Linked DNA regions of Homo sapiens: region 1 is linked to region 2. The links are chromatin loops, found by intact Hi-C in ENCODE. Cell type or tissue: psoas muscle. All regions are shown on one strand. Links, peaks and the distances in the headings refer to the core of each region. The heading gives the core; the rest is flanking DNA. Region 1 overlaps ADAMTS9-AS2 (ADAMTS9 antisense RNA 2). Region 2 overlaps ADAMTS9-AS2 (ADAMTS9 antisense RNA 2).

The links. Peaks named below come from ENCODE experiments on the same cell type or tissue, not always from the same donor. Only the 100,000 strongest peaks of a DNase experiment are listed, where the experiment ranks them.
Region 1: a loop joins it to region 2, with 2.3 times the contacts of the local background. A loop is called at or near these places in 2 of 110 quality-filtered maps.

The regions. Positions count from the first base shown.
Region 1 is chr3:64,726,438-64,730,837 of GRCh38, reverse strand. All of the region lies in intron 1 of ADAMTS9-AS2 (ADAMTS9 antisense RNA 2), which reads right to left. Among named protein-coding and RNA genes, the nearest start is that of ADAMTS9, 41 kb to the right of the region's middle. In psoas muscle, for the core only: no CTCF peak of the experiment used is centred there; a DNase peak (open chromatin) is centred at 2,147; H3K27ac peaks cover 2,183 bases.
Region 2 is chr3:64,904,867-64,909,266 of GRCh38, reverse strand. All of the region lies in intron 4 of ADAMTS9-AS2 (ADAMTS9 antisense RNA 2), which reads right to left. All of the region lies in intron 2 of LOC105377124 (a long non-coding RNA gene), which reads left to right. Among named protein-coding and RNA genes, the nearest start is that of ADAMTS9, 220 kb to the right of the region's middle. In psoas muscle, for the core only: no CTCF peak of the experiment used is centred there; no DNase peak of the experiment used is centred there; H3K27ac peaks cover 919 bases.

The DNA of each region.
Region 1 (4,400 bases), core at 142-4,141, 180 kb after region 2:
GCAGGCTGGCTGGCTTCCAACTGCCAGTATCTGGATCTCTCAGGCTGGGGGCTTTCTAGGAATCCCTGGTAGGAGTTTTGTCCAAACCGAAGAATGAACACACCACTTCCACATCATCCACCCTTAACCAATGGACTGGCAGAAGCTGGTGTAAAAATATACTCCAGATTTCTCATCCTTTGGAAGGGGTGACTCTGGGGTATCTGTTCTTACACTGTTTTCCAGAGTTTCCCTGTGGATTGACACTCTGGTTTCTCACTGGTATATTATGCCCTACATTAGCAACCTTCTCTTCCATGTCTAACTTTCCCATGGCCCTACTGGTACTTCTGAACATCTCAAATAAGCTCTTTTCACTTGAATCCTTGTCATGAGTTCTGCTTCAAGGCAGAATATAAACCAAGATACCGTGTAACCTGGGACAAGTTTCTTTATCTCCCTGAACCTTGGCTTCCTTATCTGTAAAATGGGAGTAATGAGAACAATTATATTATGGGAAGTGGCAGTGAGGATTTATTTGAGATAATACCAGTAAAGCCACAAGCACTGCCTATGGTAGTGATGAAGTACAGATTGAATATCCCTAATCTGAAATTCAAGATCCAAAATGCTCTAAAATCTGAACATTTTTGAGCACCAATATGATGCCACAAGTGGAAAATTCCACACCTGACCTCATGTGACAGACCTCAGTCAAAATATAGTCAAAACTTTATTTTATGCACAAAACAATGAAAAATATTGTATAAAATTACCTTCAGGCAATGAGTATAAGGTGCATGTAAAACATAAAAAAATCATGTTTAGACTTGGCTACCATCCCCAAGAGATCTCATTATGTATACACAAATATTCCAAAATCTGAAAAAATCTGAAATTAGCAACAGTTCTGGTCCCAAGTATTTTGAATAAGGAACACTCAACCTGTACATCATTGCTACCATGAGCAGTGCTGGCTGCTTTACTATCATTATCTCAAACAATTACTCACAACCATTTCCCATGATATAATTATTCCCATTATTCCCATTTTGCAGATAAGGAAACTAAGGTTCTGGGAGATAAAGCTCAGGCTCCTCTCTCTGCATGGACTCATGGTCAAGACCCCTCTAAAGATCCAGAATACTATTTAAAGAAAATCAAATACAGTCATGCATCACATAATGATGTTTCAGCCACGACGGACTACATATATGATGTTGGTCTCATAAGATTATAATACCAAATTTTTACTGTATCTTTTCTATGATTAGATACACAGATAATTATCCTTGTGTTACAATTGCCTACTGTATCCAGGAGAGTACCATGTTGTACAGGTTTGTAGCCTAGGAACATTAGGCTATACTATTAGGATAGTAGGCTATCCCATCTAGGTTTGTTAAGTACACTCTTTGATGTTGGCTGAACCTCAAAATCACCTAATGACACATTTCTCAAAACATATCCCTGTCATTAAGAGCCATGTGACTGTACCATTGTAGGGTGGCAGAGAGGCAAAGGACTCCATGAATTCAGTCACGGTGTGTGTGGGCTTATTCTGTCTCCCCAGTCACGTCCCAGTTCAGAAGTCTGAGCCCCGTGCGACAGATCAGTGTCTGAGGGACATCGTGGCTCCTGACTTCTGAGTTGGCACGCTGGGCTGGAGCCTGCTGCGTGCCTGACCACAGGAACCTGTCTCTGACAGGAAGAAGGAATACAGTCAAGGAAGTGTGGCAGACCTGACTCCAGACAATTGGAAAAACATCACCGTGCCTCACAGTGGAAGGTGAGTATGACTTCAACTGTGGCCTTAAAAAGAAATGGGGGGAAGGCAGGGAAAATGTTTTTCCTCTCCCTTTCAATAGAGAAGTTTATCTACCTAAAACCCTGTACTCCTTCTAACAGCCTATAAATACACACCCAAACCTGGAGAAAAAATTAACAACACACTTCTGCCCCACCCGGCATGTTCCATTTGCTCTGGTTCCTTCTGTTCTTGTTTAAAGGTTGGCTCCTTAACTCTCTTTGCTCATGACTTGCCCCAAGACATTCAGAGGTGTCTAGGGGAGAGCTGGTCTGCAGAACTTGCTCAGAATGTTCAGCTGGTCCCCACATCTGGATGAAAGGGCTCTATCAGACCCAAGATGAAGAAGCAGGAGGTAATGAGAGCAGAGTCGTGGATCACAGCCAGGCCAGGAATAATGGCAAAGCTATAATTACCCTGTAAGACTTCGGATGGAAGTGACTATTTTAGAACCTGACAACATCTCAATGACATCTTGGAGTCACATTCGGGAAAGCCCCTTCTTGCCACTGTTGTCTTCTTGTCATGCAATAGGATGTCAGTGTCGGGGACATTTCCTATCAGAAAACCATCAAGGGCTCTGTATAGAGCTTGGAGAAGCTTAAAAGAGTGCCATGGTGTATAAGCCTTGGCTCTGGCTAAAAATGTTATTATTTCTCCCTTTCAGGAGAAAATATTTTCATTCTGTTGTTCATTGAGTCAACACAATTTGGACAGTTTGTGGCCATGGGCTCTCCGATCACAGAACATAAAGTCTTTACCATGTATCTTGGTTTAGCCACACATCTATTTTACAGCCTTATAACTGTAAGTTAGTTGGGGAATATCTGTGGTGGAAAATAGAATGTGTTTGGGTTATGCAGCCAGAGAGCTCCTTGAAAACTTTAGGTAATCCAGCCTCTCAGAGCCTCCATTCCCTCATCTGTTGACACTGTGAACGCCTTTCCTCCCCTCCTAGGGCTCTTTTAATATAAAAGAGGAATTTTTGTGTCAGTAAATAAAGTTTTGTGGGAACATTAAAAAAAAAAAAGAAGAAGTGTAAAAGGAGAAAGGTGGGGGGGAGTTCCCAGCACATACTATGTGCCCAAGGAATGTGAGTTCCTATCATTACAGCATCCCTTATCATTCTTTAACATGTAGGAAAAAGAATATGGAGGTGGGTAGGGAAATGGCAAAGCAAACATAGACTATTGGCTGAGCACAGACTCTAAAGTTAGACTACTTGGGTTCAAATATTAGATTTGCTATATCCTATTTGTATTTTCATGGGTAGTTTACTTCATCTTTTCTTACCTCAGTTTCCTCAACTATGAGGCAGTACAAGGACTCAACTTACAAGATTGCTATAGAAAATCACACAAATGTGGCACAAAGTCTAGATAGAGTAGCCACCAGTAGAGGATAGCTGCTCCCATTAGTATCATAATGATTATTTAAAAATTATTATTATTGAAGACCAGTCTTTTTTCATGCCTAGGAACTTGAGCTGTCAATCACAGAGCAGGTACTTGGCAGCCATACAGAAGGACACAGGGCAGTTGGTAGCAATCGGGTGACTGTCCCAGACCAGTACACCTGTGTGAACATGGTGTCATTACAACCCTGGTGGCTCCCAATCAGCTGTGTAAAGATCAGCAAAAGAAATGCATTACAAATTTTACTTACGGCATCAATGTATATAAAGGCTTCTATTGGAAAAAATAAACTGGGCCAGAAACAAGGTTATTCAGACCAAGCACACTTTCACTTCTTTGCATTGTGAATCATTGCTTTCTGAGTAGGAGACAATGGAGTGGATTGCAGCTAGTGACGCCTGAAATTGCCCAAGACCTTGTGCTAATGATAATGATAAGCAATAATGATGATATGATTGCAGATAATGTTAACTGACTACTTATGCCATATGCGTTACTGCATTTAAGTACCTAGTTTTTTAAATCTGATACTCATCAGCTTTCCCTGTATTATCTCACCTGATAGAAGGAGGGAGAATATTCTTATTGTCCTTATTTTATGGATAGGATGACTAAAGCTCAATGAGGTGAAGTAACATGCTCATGGTCACACACTGGTATGTGACATCTGGGAATCTGAACTCAGCCCTGCAAGAAATAGGAGTCTCAAGTTTTATCTGTGCCAAAGCCCATATTTTGGGTATGCCCTGACTGGCAGGGCATGGAGTGAGAAGACAGATTTCCAGAGTGGACCTCGTTCATGGTTTCCTTCCTTTCCCAGAAAACTTCTAAAGAAGCTGGGAAGTGCTGAGAAGTCAGTAGACTAGTAAGTCAATTTCTTGACCCATCACAACCAAGAAGCAGTTTACTGGGCAGAAGGATACTGTATACCTAGTGATGAAATAGCGATTTAAAACCCTCACATTTGCATAGGGATTTGCACTTTGCAAAGAGCCTTATCTATGTCCTCTCACTGATCCCTTAAAAAATGAACATAAAACCACTGGAGACACAAGAAGAACTGGCAAGGAAGAAAACAGCTTAGAAACTCTAATATGCAGAAGTTACATATGAATGACTATTCAACCCAGGGCTTTGCAAATGTGATAAACACATGTTGATTTACCGAATAGCACAGCTACACTTACTGTAGTCTATTT
Region 2 (4,400 bases), core at 76-4,075:
ACTCCTTCTTGCTTTTCCTAAGTCTTTTCTATAGTTTCTAGAAACACAATAAGGGGAATGGAAAGACATGTAGTTTGAAACAGATAAAACTTGAGGTTCATATCTTGGCTGGGCCACTTATTAACTAGGTCTCAGTTTTCTTAACTGTTCAGCAAGGAAGTGTTACTTAGTTCATCGGATTCTTGTGAGAAATAAAGGAAATGACGTATGTTAAGGACCTAGATTATACTAGGTACTCAAAAACGGTCATTGTTATTTTTTAGTCAAATAAAAGTGAAATGATACTGATGCTCTAGTGAAATCTCTCTATTAAAGATACCTAACCATATACCCCATAAAGGAGAGCTGGTCCTTATTATACCCGGTAACAAGTAACAAACAGAAGTGATTATAATTTCAACTTGTCACTTTTTCTAGGTGGAGCCTCTGACCATTCAAACTTTTTTGCAGTGCAAAAAAGAAGGCAGGAATACCTTAGTACATGGACTTACAGGGATTCAGATTTGATTGTAGATAAACGATTTTTAAAATAATTCTTGTGAACACGGGGTTAACAGCCCTCAGGAGTGCAGTTGATCTGTTTCACGTTATCATTTCTTGATTTCTTAAAACCAGTGACTCAAACTGGGCTGCCCTTTTAGCCTGGGAAATCCCTAAAGCGGAAACGGAGGGGGAAAAAGCCCTTTGTGATTTTTCAAAATGAATCACCAGTGATTAGGGCTAATTTCAATGCTGGATTCATTCAAGTATGTTACCTTGAGAAGTGGAAGCACCCTTGCCTTTCCCTTTTCCTTTCTTTGTTTGCCTCCCAGGCAGGACTCACTCACTTCCACCCACCCCTCACCTCTCACACAAAGACCTTCAGAGTTGGGAAGCTTTAGCAGCCTCCCTAGGGAAGAGTCTAGCGGAACCTGCTTACTCCAGCCCCACCCTCTAGTCTCTTCTGGCAGGTGTTAGTTGGCTAAGTTTTCCCTCTGTGCAATTTTGATGTTTTGCTTTTCCTCTCTTTCCGTAACCCCCGCCCCTCCACCATTAGCTAGGTAATCATCATTGTTCTGTGATGTTAGCAAATGCTTGGGTGGGTGAAACCTGCCCTTGTGATGAAGAGGCTCTGAGAATCCTTGGCTAATTGTGTTAAAGTCAAAGAAAGCTCTTTACACATCCATAAGTAGGCTTTAGAGCTGGATAGAAAAAAGAAGAAGAAGATAAACAAGGGCAAACAGTGCGATTCAATTAGGCTAGGCTTCTGCAGTGGTCTGTTTGGACCACTTGGAGATGTGTTGAGGAGAAGCAGAGCTGTGATTTTCCTTCCCATCTTCCTGCTTTCCCTCTGTTCCAGGGAATAGACACAATAGTGCTTTGAGGAGGGAAAGCTAATGTTGAGACAGAATTTTTAAATTCAATACAGCATGACTCAATTCAGCCAACCATCCCTGAGCACCAGTTCTCGGAGTTACATGGCTGGTTCAGACCCTGTCCCTGCCATCCTAGGGCTGCCTCCTAGGAAGGGAGAAGGACATGAAGACATTTATGTTAAGAACACATCTGCCTGTTAATGGCCCACCTGGTGCTCAGAAAATATGAACATTCACCCCACCTGCACAAATTCTGATATAAAACCGTAGAAAGCAAACTATTATTTACTTACTATTTTTCTTTATTCTCTCATTTTAAAATTTAGATTCATCCTAATCAATATTCTCTGGGAAATTATGGGCAGGATATATGGTTACAATGTTACAAATGCACATTAAAATAAATGAATAAGCAAGTAAACCTGTTCATCTGAGCACCCCGTACTCAAGGCACCTTATGTATTCTTAGCAATGTCACAGGGAATCATTGCCATGTGATGTGCTGCGCATAGGTACCTGACAGAGGTCTTCCAGAGGCTGATGGAAATGGAACCAGGGAGCAGGGCAGAGGCAGAGAGAGGAAGAAACTGGAAGATGGAGGACTTCCCTGAGAGCTCTGAGCTTTCATCCTCAGGACCCCCATGGGAGTTTCTTATGGATTTCTGGTAGAGAAAAGTGCTCCAGACAAAAGTGACAGAGAGCACTAAGCTTAAAGTACTAGGGGAAGGAGTAAGGAAAGGAGTAGAAGATTCATTAATTCATTCCATAATGAGGAATGAATTCATTAATTCATTCTATATTGGAATGAATTTATATATATATATGAGATATATATATCCCCTATAAAGTAGGGGAACCTACTTTGTAACCACATGTCTGCCCGTCTGTTAGTTCTCTACATGATACTGGAGGCTATACCAGGAAGTATGATAAATGGTCTTGCTCTCAAGTTGCTTGCAGTCAAGTTAGACAGGTGACACACACACAAACACACACACACACACACTCTCTCTCTCTCTCTCTCAGGCATCCAGAGATAAGCATTCAAAGAGAATGTATGCTTAAGGACCAAAATAGCAACACTGAGAGTTACTGTGAGTTCAGAGGAAAAACTTCTGTAGATAGCACAGGCTGAGAAAGGCCTCCCAAAAGCAGGGGGTCTTTAAAGAATGGAGCAGAACGTGGAGAGTAGAAGTAGTTCAGGCTGGAGAAACACATCAGAAGCAACAGCTGCACATGTAACCTGTATCCCCCTCACTGCAACCTTGGATTGGACCAATCACAGCTTCTAATTCCAGTTCTCAACCCAGTGTCCCGAATGGATACTAAAGGGTCTGTGAATTCATAGACAGGCAAGCGTTTTGTGAATTCACATGTGTATTTTTTCTGGGGAGAGTATTTCTAGTTTTCATCAGATCCTCCATAGAGCGACTCAAAATCACTTAGGAGTTTTTGCGAGTTTATTCCAATTTATGTCTTTATTATCACAAGCATCCATTTTGTTGTTTCTTTACATCTCACTTTTTTTTCATTACAAGGAGAATCCAGTTTTCACAAACCTGAAGGGAAATAAAATTTCTCACAGTGATTAGATTAGTGCCCAAGGCCACTTAGTGAAACCAGGCCTCCCTGGCAAGGTCAAGCTCTAACGCTCATCCATGCTCATAACCAGGGATTCTCTGCTTAGTCAAGTTTCCCACGGAGAGAATCAACATACGTCCTGACTCAGTCTCACCTCCCCTGTTAGGGCTTCTTATATTCTCAGCTCGGTGAAACTCCACTCCAAGTATTTTGTCTTGTCACTGACCGTGACTTGAATGTTAATTTTTTGCCTTTGACAACTGCCTTTGTTAAACATCATGCTCTACTCAGCATAGCCCATCTTTTGGAACCTGAAGAAAGTAAGCATGCTTTAAATACTTTCAGCCCAGCCCATGTCTTTAGCATGATATTTCATTACAGTGGCAACACACAAACCGTACGTTCAAAAATGGCATCTCTATTTTAAAATCAGTATTTATACGAACCTGCTTGCAAATCCACTGCTTATACATGATTTTTAAATGGATTACTCTTCTTTTTCTATTTATTATTCAAAAGTAGGGAGAAGATGATAACCAAGCCTTATGTTTTCATTTCCTAATTTCATTCAACTCATGGCCAATCTTGTTTCCTATTAGCACCTCCCACGTACTGTCCAAACCCAGATTATTTTGAAGCAAATGTTACGTATCATATAATTTGCCCTTAACTGTTTCAGCATTATACAAGATTTTAAGTAGACTTTGTTATTAATAGTATGAGCCACTTGCCAGGTCATGGAAAAGTCTTGTGACAGTGGCATGTGAAAGAGTTTGTGTAAAGGGGGCCCTACTTATTTCCCTAAAACATTTCTGTTTGGTAATTTCTATGGGTTAAAAATCTCTTTGCTAATAACGTCTGCTATACTTTTAAGAATCACTGGTGCTGTAGATTACAGTTTTCGTCCAGTCCATTCAGTGCAATTAAGTACGTAAAGTCAGTTCTGCTATAAGACTTGTTTTGAAATCATGAATTTGTTCCAACGGTATTGATATATTAGGGAACAATTTGAACATAACTGGATTTCACGTTTGCTTATACACAATTTCATCCCCTAGAAACACTAGATGAATGCAGAAAACTGTACCCAGCTGAACTGCACCTGATAGGAATACACAAAATGCATACACCTCCACCATCTGTCATCTATCTCAGTCCACCACGTTGTCATGAGCCACACCATGCACATCCGGTGCTGCAACTTTCTTTCTGATTCTACATAACCCCCTCCCACCACTTCACAATAGCTCAAAAGCAGCAACCCTTTCCACTTTGACTTCCACAGGCAGATTCCAAGTCTTTGACAAGGAAAAGTGCAATATTTATTGTATCTATGCATGTCTTAACCATTTAACATGGGTTAAACTGTGCTACCATTTTTTGTTGTTGTTGTTAATTCCTATTTGTTTTGTTATTTATTTATTTATTTATTTATTTATCCGTCTCACTCTGTCGTCCAGGCTG